Linked DNA regions of Mus musculus: regions 2 and 3 are each linked to region 1. A link is a contact called in ENCODE Hi-C or POLR2A ChIA-PET data. All regions are on one chromosome and are shown on one strand. The core of a region is the stretch at or near the end of the contact, and the rest is flanking DNA. Distances in the headings are between cores, read along the strand shown.

Region 1 (3,726 bases), core at 297-2,796:
AGTATTCCAAATGAGATGGCCAAATAGCAATTTTCTACTTGCCAGATTTTGGGAGTAATCTTGTTTATCTAAACCTTTGAAAACAAATATTTCTACCAATATGCTCACGTCTGCAGCATCAAATATAGAAAAGAAGTTGTCAATGTTTTTTAACTGGAGCACACCAAGTAATATAAGCTCTAGAAGAACTCACTAAGGTACTGTTAAAATTATTTCAAACTAGATGAAGTGGTTCAGCCAGATGCGGAAGGATGCCTCTCATAGGCGGCCAACCTGGGCTACAAGCAGATCCGGTCTCAAAAACAACTATCTTAAGACTTCAGAAAGACCCCACTACAGACCACAAACACCTTATATTTATTATATAGCATCAAATGCTGCCTGCAACTTTCTCAGACTTTATAGGGTTCCAAGGGACATGAAGGAACAGCCTAAAAAATGAGGTCCTTTACAAACTGACCACAGGAAGTGAAGACAAAAAAAAAAAAAAAAAAAAAAGCATAGTTTCAGCACCAGGTAAATAGTAAAGATTTACCAATTAAAAAAGAATGTGGTAGAAACAGTAAATTCGGCTTTTGACTACATTCACACCAGAAGAGAACCCAGGTTAGCTCACCAAGCGCCTACTGCTAAATAAACAGCAGATCGATCTTTAGCAGTTTAAATGTACCGATTTTTTTTTCCACGTTGAAATCCATTGCTACAAACTGGCGAGGTCGAAACGGATAGCAAACAAATCCTAAACTGGTTTTCCGGCGAGGAACCGCTCTGCATAGAGCATCACACAAAAGACAGGAGCGCAAACAGAAAACACGCTCCTTAGGCCTGCGCCTACTGAGGCCGTGAGCCGAGGTCCTGATCCCAGAACACCGCGACGACAGGGAGCGAACTAGGGGACCGGAGGAGGAAGGATCGGGGTGGGATCCGCTTGCCCGAACGCACCCGGGAGTGAGGGGCAGGAAAGAGAGAGGCGCGAGCACAGCCCTGAAGGAAAAGAGCAGAGGGAAGCTGCTGCTGCAGCCCGGCATCCGCGGCTTCCAGGCCGGCGACACCCTCCGGCCCGCACCAGGCTCGGCCCTCCTCCCCAGGCTCGTCCCACCTCCTCACCTCCCTCACGTCCTGCAGGCACTCGAGCACCGCCAGGTTGTTGCTCCAGGTGTGTTTGGGGCACACACGGGTCACGTCCTCCCGGCAGGACTCTTCCTCCGCCAGCTTCCAGCCTCCGCCAGTCCCACCGGGCCCCGCTCCGCCCCGCCGGGCCGGGAGCCCGCCCGCCGCGAAAAGCGACTGCTGCTGTTGCTGCTGCTGCTGCTGAGGCGGCGGCTGCTGCTGCTGCTGCGATAACTGAGGCTGCTGAGGCGGCTGTTGGCCGGCCGGGCTGCCGCCTCCACCTTGCCCTGGGAAGGGCCCAAAGTTGGTCCCCGGACCCTGGCCCTGACCGTGACCATTCTGGGCCCCTGCTGCCGCGAGCAGCAGCAGCGGCAACGCCGCCGACAAGCGGAACATCCCCCGTACACGTCCACACACCGCCATCTTGGGTTCGCGGCGAGCTCGACGCACCCGCCGGCGACGTGTATTTAAATGAGGGGGCGGAGCCGCGGGCGTGGGCTGGCGTGGCTCCTCCCCAGCGGGCGGTAGACTCGGGAGTCCGCGGCGGAGTGAAAAGCAGCGGAGGTTGCGCTGCGAAGGAAGGGCCCACGCCCTGGACCCGGCTGGCGGGAAAGTGGATAGCCTTCCCGGAGGAACTGTTGGAGCTGCTGAGAAAACCTGCGTAGGGGCACCGTGGTATAAATCTCTCGATTGTTGACACGGAAGAGAAAAAAGAGAAGTGAATTTGGACTGACACAACTAAGATGGCCGGTGGAATATTTCGCCAGTTCGGTGACTCACGGTGGGTGGAGGAGGAAGGGTTAAAAACTTTGTTGTGTGTAGATGAACTTCAAAACCGAATGTATTCCGGTATCTGAGAGCCTCATTTTGTGTCTGACCTGTATTTCTTACCTAGAGAAGCAGGCGACAATTCGATGAATGTTAAGCGTACATAGGTTATAATCCTTGCTCATGGGCCTTCAAGATGATCGCTCAAATGTAAAGTAAAACTGTGAACTTTTAGAATAAAAACAGGGAGAGGCTGGGGGTGTAGGGGTCAGTTGGTAGAGTGTACAAAGACATGGATTTGATACCCTTCATCTCATAACCCGGCATATGCCTGTGATCCTAGCTTTCAGGAGGTGAAAGCAGGAAGGTTGAAGCCAACCTAAGACTGTTTCGAGAAGAAGAAGAAAAAAGTAACAAAATCAAGGAAACTACCTGGCCTGTAACTTGAAGTCCCAAAAGTTATAGTCAATATTAAACACAACACGAGGGCCTTTGCTTGGACATCTTCTTTAAGAACCAGGACTTAGGGACTGGCAAGATGGCTCTGGTAAGAGCACTGACTGACAGTCCTGAGTTCAAATCCCATCAACCACATGGTGGCTCACAACTATATGCAATGAGATCTGATGCCCTCTTCTGGTGTGTCTAAAGACAACTACAGTGCACTTACATATAACAATAAATAAATCAAAACAAACAAACAAAAAACAGGACTTAGACTCCCCCTACTTCCATTTTTGAAACAAAGTCTCACTGTTGGCCCCTGGCTGACCCAAAACTCACTATGTAGATAGACCAGGCTGCTCTCCAACTCACAGAGACCTCCCTTCCCCCGCCCCGGCCCCCTGTGAACCACAGGTCCAGCCTGTGTCAGCAAATTGTATTGCTGACCTGTACGCAACATCTTCAACATTGCTTTACTACACACTAGTGACCCCTCCTTGGGTTGAGAGCGTCACACTTGGCTTCACACAAGGTGTCAACTAAGCCAGCATGACAAAGGTTAGGTTCTAATTCAATTGAGAAAAACTTTGTACAGAGGGGATATATTAATGGTTCCGTACCAAGAGATTAAATGAACCTCCCAGGATGAACTCTGCCAGTCTGCAGTCAGTTTCCAACTAGAATCCTTGAATCTTCCCACCACTCTGGGACACTTCTATCCCACTCTGACCATTCAGCATGTTGGTGGTAAATGAAGACAACTTGAGACAAAAATCTCTACTGGTCAGTATTTTCTGACCATTTAAAAACACAGGGAGCCGGGCGTGGTGGCGCACGCCTTTAATCCCAGCACTTGGGAGGCAGAGGCAGGTGAATTTCTGAGTTCGAGGCCAGCCTGGTCTACAGAGTGAGTTCCAGGACAGCCAGGGCTACACAGAGAAACCCTGTCTTAAAAAACCAAAAACAAAAAAAAAAAAACAAAAAACAACAACAACAACAAAACCACACAGGGAAACAAAAGGATGGAGAGCTGGGAAGATTGCTCTTCCAGAGGACTTGAATTTGATCCCCAGCACCCAGTGGGAGCTAAAAAACCATCAGTGACTGCAATCCCAAGGGCTCCACTGCCCTCTTCTCGTATCTCTGGACACTGCATGTACATGGTACACAAACAGTTATGCAGGCAAAATACCCATACACAAAAATAAATAATTTTCTTTCTTCTTCTTCTTCTTCTTCTTCTTCTTCTTCTTCTTCTTCTTCTTCTTCTTCTTCTTCTTCTTCTTCTTCCTCCTCCTCCTCCTCCTCCTCCTCCTTCTTCTTCTCCTTCTCCTTCTCCTCTCCTCCTTCTTCTCCTTCTCCTTTCTCTTCTCTTCTCTTCTCTCTCTCTCTCTCTCTCTCTCT
Region 2 (3,964 bases), core at 854-3,353, 160 kb before region 1:
AGGCCTATATAAGCAGCACCAGTTCTGGGCTTGGGGTCTCTTCGCCTCTACAATCAAGCTCTCCCAATAAACGTGTGCAGAAGGATCCTGTTGCAGCATCTAGTCTGGCGCGCGCAAGAAGAGCTTTCAGACTTAACACTTATTTTATCTTTTATTTTCGAGACAGTGTTCCTGTATGTACCTCCGGCTGTCCTGGAACTCCCTCTGTAGACCAGGCTGGCCGCAGACTCACAGGGACTCACCTCCTTCTGCTTCCCAAGTGCTGGGATTGAAGGTGTGTGCCATCACTGCTCGGATAGACTTAGCAATTTCTAGTAGAGTCAGTAACAGTTGTGGGTGAGAGAAACATTCCCTACGTGTGACACATAGATAACACACCACCTCATTTCATTCACCCTGTCCTGTAGATAACTAGGTTGCTACAAAGTTTGTATGTCTGGAAATTGTAAGTAGGCAGATGGCTCAGGAAAAACAACAAACAAACAACAAAAAACAAACCCAAAAACCTTTGGTTCCCTGACAAATTAAAAAAACCTATCCCCAAATATTTTTGATTGGTCAGTGTCTTTTCATTTTCATTTTTTGGGGATAGGTATCATTAAAAACTTAACCAAAAATGTGAAAGGATTCATCTACTAGGGGCTTCCAAATGTCTTGAGCTTAATGTTTCAGGAGAACAAGGGCAACTGAATGTGTGGTGAAGCAAGCCACTTGGGAGGTGGAGGCAGGAGGACCAGGAGCTAAGTCATCCTCTGTACCTATTTGAATCCAGCCTAGACTGAGACTTTGCCTATAAAAACATACACATAAATAAATAAATAAATAAATAAAACAAATAGACTTTTTTTTGGTTGTTTTTGTTTTGTTTTTTTGAGACAGGGTTTCTCTGTGTGGCCCTGGCTGTCCTGGAACTCACTCTGTAGAATAGGCTGGCCTCGAACTCAGAAATCCATCTTCCTTTGCCTTTCAAGTGCTGGGTTTAATGGCGTGTGCCACCACTGCCCAGCTACAAATAAACTTAAATAAAACAAATAAACTAAAAAAAAAAAAAAAAAAAAGGAACCGGGTAGAGTTGAGTCTTACTGTCAGTTCTCATCTGGGCAGTCTTGGAGAAATTCATGGCTAGTGAGTTGGGTATAAACTAAGCAAGCTGGGGAATGAATGACATCATGAAAAGGAGATTCTTGAAGCCTTCTTGTTCCTAGTCAGAGCGCTCAAGACAGCACCAAGGTACACAGCCTAGCAATAATGTTCAAGACTAGCTCATAAGACAAGATAGGCTAAACTAAAGCACACCATTTCGCTTGCTGCTTGTGCGAAGGATGATTGGATGGTGTGCGCCAGGCGCGGGGTGAAGGTGTTGAGAAGCTGCACCTGAGTAAGGTTAGGTCCTCAAGATATCTGAGGGCCACGTCTACACCAGTGTAGAGACACATATATTTAATCTAGTAACGAGTGCTGTGAAAGAAACTAGGGGATGTGGCTGAGAGTTGGGGGCGGGGGTGGGGGGATGGAAGGCAGAAGATGTTTCTGAGGCTCCAGTGAACAATGCTTTCCCTCTGGGCAGCCGCAAGGAGTAAGATGGGAAATAAGGTCAGCTGATTCGGCCTCCAAGGTGCGGCCAGGCCCACAGTACAACTTCTGCCCAAGCCAAGCACTGAAAGGCCTTAAGCGACGTGCAGGGACGGACAACGGTGACCACGGGCAGAGAGATGTGGTTCTGGGCTGCGGACCCCTCGCGCAGGATCGGAGCTCAGGCCTGGCGGCAGACGATCACCCGAACTGCCCACACACCGAGGCCGGCGGGAGACCCGGAGCGGGGACGGAGGACGTTGGCAGGTCCCCGCACACTCGTCGTCAACCAGGCGGAGGCGGAGGCGGAGGCGGAGGTGGCGCGGGAGGGGCGGGGCCTGGCGAGACCCAAACAAGCGCACGTGCGGGCCGGTCCGCCGCGGTGACGTCACGGCGCGTCGGCGCGCGCGCCCGCCTTACCCTTGCCGCGGGCCGTAAAGCGCGGAAGGTCGCAGGCCCCCCGCGGTCCCGGAACTCTGCGCTCCGCGTCCCGCCCCGTCCCCATGCCCTGGCCCCCTTTCCGGCCGGCGCAGACCCTCTTCAGCGGCTGGGCTGCCCTTCACTTCCGCCGGGCGTTGCTGAGCGCGCTGCCCGCGAGTCGCGGGCCCGTGAGGTAGGAAGCCGGCTAGGACCCGCGGGTCCGGGCGGCCTTCTGGTCCCGCGAACTCTTGCGCCCCGCACGCCCCTGGCGTCCGAGCTTTGGGCTCCGGCTCCCGGCCGTCCCTCCGGGTCTCTGAGGCGGTGCCACCGGTCGGGCGCCGGGATTGAGCCAGTGGAGCTGCGCGGGCCTCGGGGAGCCGCGCCCGCCGTCCCGGGACTGCGCGCCGGCTCTCCCAGGGCGGCGGACCGGGCCTCGGGGCGGGCTGCGGCTCGGGCGGGCGCGCGCGCACTGCTGTCACGGCCAGAGGTGGCCCCGCGTCTCTGCAGGTGGAATGGTTTCCCACCTTGTAATGTGCGGCTCGGCTGTGCTTCACCGACTCCTGTCAGAGACCTAGTCAGGGCCGTGGGGTTTCCAGTGGGTGACTTGGGGTGACAGTTGTGTGTGATCCCGAGGTGCGAGTCCACGGTCTCCAAGCCTACTTCGAACATTTATGCAATCTTGATTTGTAGGGATGATGATGTGGTAGAGGGTCTAGTTATAAAGACGTCCTTTAAGGATCCTCTTTTTTTTTTTTTTTTTTTTTTTTTTGGTTTTTCGAGACAGGGTTTCTCTGTATAGCCCTGGCTGTCCTGGAACTCACTGTGTAGACCAAGCTGGCCTCGAACTCAGAAATCCACCTGCCTCTGCCTCCCAAGTGCTGGGATTAAAGGCGTGCGCCACCACGTCCGGCCCAAGGGTCCTCTTTTTGGCGTCAGGGACGTGTATAATTTTTCTTAAATTCTCTCAGCCAACGGTGCATTTGTTGAAAATTACAGCATCCTGAACTTGCATGATCAAACTGTTCAGAGGGTCATTCTGTTGCTTGTAAACTTGCCCTGGTGATTCCTCCGAGTTATGTGTGGGAGATGCGTCAATGTACATTCAGCCTTCATTCTTTGTGACCTGTGGCTCATGCTGTTACCAGAGGAAGCATTCAGGAGTTGTTAGAACTGTCCCTGTGACTGCCTTTTAAAGACAGAGTCTTGCTCTGTGGCCCCAGCTCACCTGGAACCTGGGCATTTCTCCTGTTTCAGTATCCAGTGTGGTGGGAATTTCAGGTGTGAGCACTGCTCCAGGATTGAGCTTGTTGGTGTAGGATCCGAGCACAATCAGTCTGGGTCTTAAGGCTGTTTAGAAGTTACTCTTACTAGTAGAGATACCGTTAATTTTCACGAATTTCAAGAAAATGCAAAACTTCCTGACCTTTCCTTTGAATGAGTTTGCAGTCTTCAGTGTCTGTTTTCCTGGCTCTACCTCCTTTTCCTGTGAAACTTGCTTGCTTTTACTGCCAGACCCCTTCATCACATTTTATTTTATGAGTGTTTTGCCTATGTGTACGTTTGTGCACCATGTCCACGCTTGATGTCCACAAAAGTCAAGGCATTGGATTCACTGGAACTGAAGTTAAAGATTGTTACCTCCTTGTGGGAGTTGGGAATCAAACCCAGGCCCTGTGCAAGAACAGTAACGTTCTTAACCACTGAGACATCTCTCTAGCCCTCCCTTCCTGGTATACTTCAGTCTTTTCTGCCCTCATCTCTTCACTCTTGAAGGTCATGATGATCACAGAGTCAACATTCTTTTCTTGGCCTTATCAGACTGGGCATTAAACGTGCTTTGTTCTTTCCTGAATCTCCTGTTTGTCCTTTTCTTCCTGTCTTGCCGAGAGATCATAAGTTTATTGAGCAAACAGTGACAAAGGACTGGGCATGGTAGGGTTTCTCAGGGAGGAATTCTCTGTTATGTTTCTTT
Region 3 (4,235 bases), core at 1,381-3,880, 230 kb before region 1:
TAGGCACTTTAGTTCAGTCTCCTGTACTTATTTCCGTGTTGCCGAGGTCAGCCTGTTTGCTAACTCATGGTAGGCAGTCATTTGGGTTCTGGGACATATTAAAGGCCTGGGGCTCCGTGCCTGCTGGTGGTTAAGTCTCCTTAGCTTTTTTTTTTTTTTTTTTTTTTTTTTGGGTTTTTGAGACAGGGTTTCTCTGTGCAGTCCTGGAACTCACTCTGTAGACCTGGCTGGCCTTGAACTCAGAAATCCACCTGCCTCTGCCTCCCAAGTGCTGGGATTAAAGGCGTTGCGCCACCACTGCCCCGCTGTCTCCTTAGCTTTTACTCGTTCATTTATTCCCCTGCCTTCTTTCTAGCAGCGAGAAAAGCGCCTAAAGGTACGGAAGGAAAGCTACCCGCACAGATACTCACACCAGTCAGGGGCAGGGAAAGTGGATTCCGAGCTTGGGCTTGGGCTCGGGCTCGGGCTCGACCTCGACCCGGCCAGCAGCTCCGGCCATCGCGGCGCAACATGGCGGTTAGGCTTCCCCAACGGCCACTCACAATCCAAACCAAGCCGAAGCTCCATTGGCTGAGCCTTTGAAGTTGGCTCCTCCCAGCCAATCATAAGAGGGGCACTGAACGGCTCTTGCTTACGCATGCGCACTGAGCATGTTCTCTCCAAAGACCCATAGATGCCTTCTCCAGGTCACTTGAAGTTTCAAGTTGTCATTTGTTGTTGAATTGACCTATGAATAGAAATTCCTTCACAGGAGTAGTGTCTACATTTTAAGAAATACTGATCCTGCCGGGCGGTGGTGGCACACATCCAGTGCTCTTAACCACTGAGCCATCTCTCTAGCCCTCTGCTCATCTCTTTATGACACCCTGGGCAAACTGGGCGTGGTGACGCACGCCTTTAATCCCAGCACTCGGGAGGGAGAGGCAGGCGGATTTCTGAATTCGAGGCCAGCCTGGTCTACAGAGTGAGCTCCAGGACAGCCAGGGCTATACAAGAAAAACCCTGTCTCGAAAAACAAACAGACAGACAGACAGACAGAAAAAGAAAAGAAAAGAAAAGAAAAAAGAAAAGCTGATCCTGTTGCAAGGGCCTTTAACCTAGCACTTGGGAGGCAGAGGCAGGCAAATCTTTGTGAGTTCAAGGCCATCCTGGTTTATTTGTTGAGTTATTTGATAGCCAGGGACTATGTAAAAACAGAGGAAAAAATAAAAATAAAAAGACAAGGTCTTGGTATATAGCTGTGAACAAAAACTGGAAAGAGACTATACTATGTCTGTGGATACTAATTGACTGATTAGATCTGAGGTCAGTACTGTGAAGACAGGAATGTCGTAAGCTCACAGGCTAATTGAATTTGTCTTGGACTAGTTCTGGCCTTCTGAAAACAACCATTCTTTGTCCATTTCTGTGTTTGAACTAATAAAGTCTTGTACTAACAGATAGAAACCATTTGGAATCTATTAACTTACCAGACCACTGGCTTCCACCATCCAAAAAGCTAAAGATGCCATCAGATAACATCTTGGGTCTATAGAAAAGCTTTCCATCTTGCTATAGTCGCCTTTCAGATATAACCATCACTATATTTTAAAATTACCTTGACTTATGACTCTCTTTGTTCTGTAAAGCTGTACATCATGAAAAAGTTTTCGTGTAATTTGGGGTTTCCTCATCTGTGAAAAAGTGGTACTAGCAGACCTGATAATACAGTTTAAAAATTAAACGGTGTGTGAACTTTTTAGTGTGATGCCTTACCTATAGATTTTAGGTTTTGTGTGTGTTATTTTGAGACTGTGCCCAAGGCCCAAGGGTAGCCTTAAGCTCTGATCCTCTTGGCTCTCAAGTGCTGGGACTATGGATGTGCGTCACCGTTGTAGGCGTTTCCTAAGAATGTTGACTTGTTTTCTAAAGCAAACAGAGGGACAGATGTCCTTTAACTTGGGTTACGTCATTTCTTCCTCTTCAAAATCAAGACCCGAATTTCTTCTTATTGGGACCTGAAGGACAAATATAAAGCTATGCCTAATGTCACAGGACTGTACTGCCTCCTACTCCGGAGGCTAAGACAAGAGTGAAAAATTCAAGGCCAACCTGGACAATTTATCCAGACCCTGTCTCAAAGAGAGAACCGGACGTATCAGTCAGTGCCAAAGCGCTTCGGCGTGGTTGAAGCACTTATTTCAGTCCAGGGTACCGTTAAAGAAGGCATGCCGATCTATACGCGATAACAATAAGAACATTTGATTGGTGCACACCTGCAAGACTGGCAAATCCCCTGATTTCAAGACCACCTTGCTCCGTTTCAAAAGGCCGAAAAACGAACCTTTGAGGTACGTGTATCACTTTGCAGTTAAACAGTTCTATGCCAAAATCTGTGATCGCCACCAAATTCATGTTTTCATTCCTCTTGTTAACTGTCAACTATTAGGGCTTTGCCAATAGAACCCAAAATGTCTGCCTCCTGAAGCCAATAGTCAACCCTGTCACGTGACACTCCATGTCCTAGCTTTCTTGAGCATTGCATCAGCCGAGCCCAGGAGCCTTCCCAGAAACCGGCTTGTTAGCTCATTCGCGCTCCGAATGATTGGCATGCCAGTGGACCAATCATATCAGAGGATGACAAGGCGTAGCGGGTCACTTTTCATCAGAGCGCTCTGATTGGATGGTGAGGTACGGCTCTGGCACCGGTTGTGGCGGGTGAGTATAGCTTCTTGTGCGCATCTGAGGGAGCAGGTAACTGCCGGCGAGTGGCGGTGGGCTCCGGGCAAGGAAGGACCTGGGGACCCGGACCCTCGGGAAAAAAAGCAAGTGAGCCCCGAGAGCTCTACGAGAAGAGCCGGCGCTTGGAGGGGGAGGGGCAGCTGCAGCGGGCTGCCGGGCGGTCCCGCCCCTGGCCTGGGTCAGGACCCGGTCTCCGCAGGAGCCGGATCTCGAGAGTAGCTTTTGCTATTCCCTCGGAGCACTGAGAGTGGTGTGGTTTCTGGTGGACTTGCAGAGGACCAAGACCTTGGGAAGATCGCGGTTGCTCTTCAGTCGCCACCCAGAGCTAAGGGTTTGTCTCCTCTAATTTTAATCTCTTAGGGGGTTAGGGAACCAGGCCTGAAGAGCAGGGTGACTAAGATAAATGGAGTCTCTCTAAGAGGCATCTTCATTCATTCTTTATTAGGTTCTCACACCTTACCCCAGACTGGCCTGAACTCAACTCTGTAACCCGGGCTGGCCTTGAACTCGCGGCAGTTCTCCTGCCTCAGCATTTCAAGTGCTGGAATTACAGGCGTGAGCCAGCACTCCAGACTCGCTTCTTTCTGTTGCTGTTTTGAGACAGGGTTTCACTATGTAGACCAGGCTGGTCTCGACTCACAGAGATCTTCAAGAGTGGTGGGACCAAAGGCGTGTGCTACGACCCTCGGCCCGATTCGATTCTTAAAAACAGAATAGTTGATACCTTCAGGTTCACCCGAACAAATATATTCAGCAATTTTTTCAAACAGTCTAAGTTTCCTGGTGTGCTTTGGAGTATGTTAGTGCAGAGCATGCTATTTACAGATTAGTATAATTAATCATGAGCATGGGTGACGACCACTTTACTAGATACTGAAAATACACTGTAACGGTGAAGTGAAGCCAGCCAGGATTCCTACTGAGATGTAACATAGACTGTGATTGGGAGGTGAGCATTAAATAGTCACACCAAATAAATCATTTGAGGCTAGGAGACAGTATAAAGAGGAGAGACCTGGTGAAGAAAGGAAAGGTTTGCTTAAGTATGTTTCTTTGTGATTGATCAAAACGACCTCATTAGGAAGAAGGGAAAGGAGAGGCCAGGCAGAACGGCTAGCTTGTAAATGGAAATATGTTACAAGGTCCTGTGGCTGAAGTCACCTTGTAATTCAAGGCCCTGGGTCTGGCCCCAAGCTTGCAAATACAAACAAATAAATAAAAGTTCTGAAGGCCTTTTAAGCCCCTGCTGGGATGTACTGTTTTCGGACCTGCCTCTGCTACAGACGTGTTATGTATATTGAGGAAAGAACAAGTTTTAATGTTGGAAACTTTATTTATTTATTCATTTATTTATTTATTTATTGGGGGCTGGGTCTCTGACCTGGAAACCTCCAACCCTCCATTTTCCTTCCTCAGCCTCCCGAGCTCTGGGATGGTCAGAGTGGGGACACAGCTTTCAACAGCCTTCAGTCTTCATAGGGTAATGGACATGTTAGATCCCAGTATACAACTCT

What was found. Hi-C counts contacts between places; a loop is a spot of excess contacts on that map. ChIA-PET counts read pairs that join two places held with the same protein, here RNA polymerase II (POLR2A).
Region 2: a map of heart shows a loop between it and region 1 (3-fold over the local background). The contact joins the promoter of Pdpr here to the promoter of Glg1 in region 1. A Hi-C loop is called at or near these places in 1 of 37 maps with a recorded cell type or tissue (heart). POLR2A ChIA-PET finds 5 or more read pairs at or near these places in 1 of 5 experiments (embryonic stem cell).
Region 3: a loop to region 1 is called in a map of heart, with 1.8 times the contacts of the local background. The contact joins the promoter of Aars here to the promoter of Glg1 in region 1. A Hi-C loop is called at or near these places in 1 of 37 maps with a recorded cell type or tissue (heart). POLR2A ChIA-PET finds 5 or more read pairs at or near these places in 2 of 5 experiments (Patski and embryonic stem cell).

What each region holds. Positions count from the first base shown.
Region 1 is chr8:111,257,664-111,261,389 of GRCm38, forward strand. It overlaps Glg1 (golgi apparatus protein 1), which reads right to left and starts at 1,547. Exons shown (of 26, transcript NM_009149.3): 1 at 1,108-1,547. The coding sequence starts at 1,533.
Region 2 is chr8:111,092,642-111,096,605 of GRCm38, forward strand. It overlaps Pdpr (pyruvate dehydrogenase phosphatase regulatory subunit), which reads left to right and starts at 2,104. Exons shown (of 18, transcript NM_198308.1): 1 at 2,104-2,185.
Region 3 is chr8:111,031,212-111,035,446 of GRCm38, forward strand. It overlaps Aars (alanyl-tRNA synthetase), which reads left to right and starts at 2,631. Exons shown (of 21, transcript NM_146217.4): 1 at 2,631-3,052. It also overlaps a transcript of Ddx19b not described here.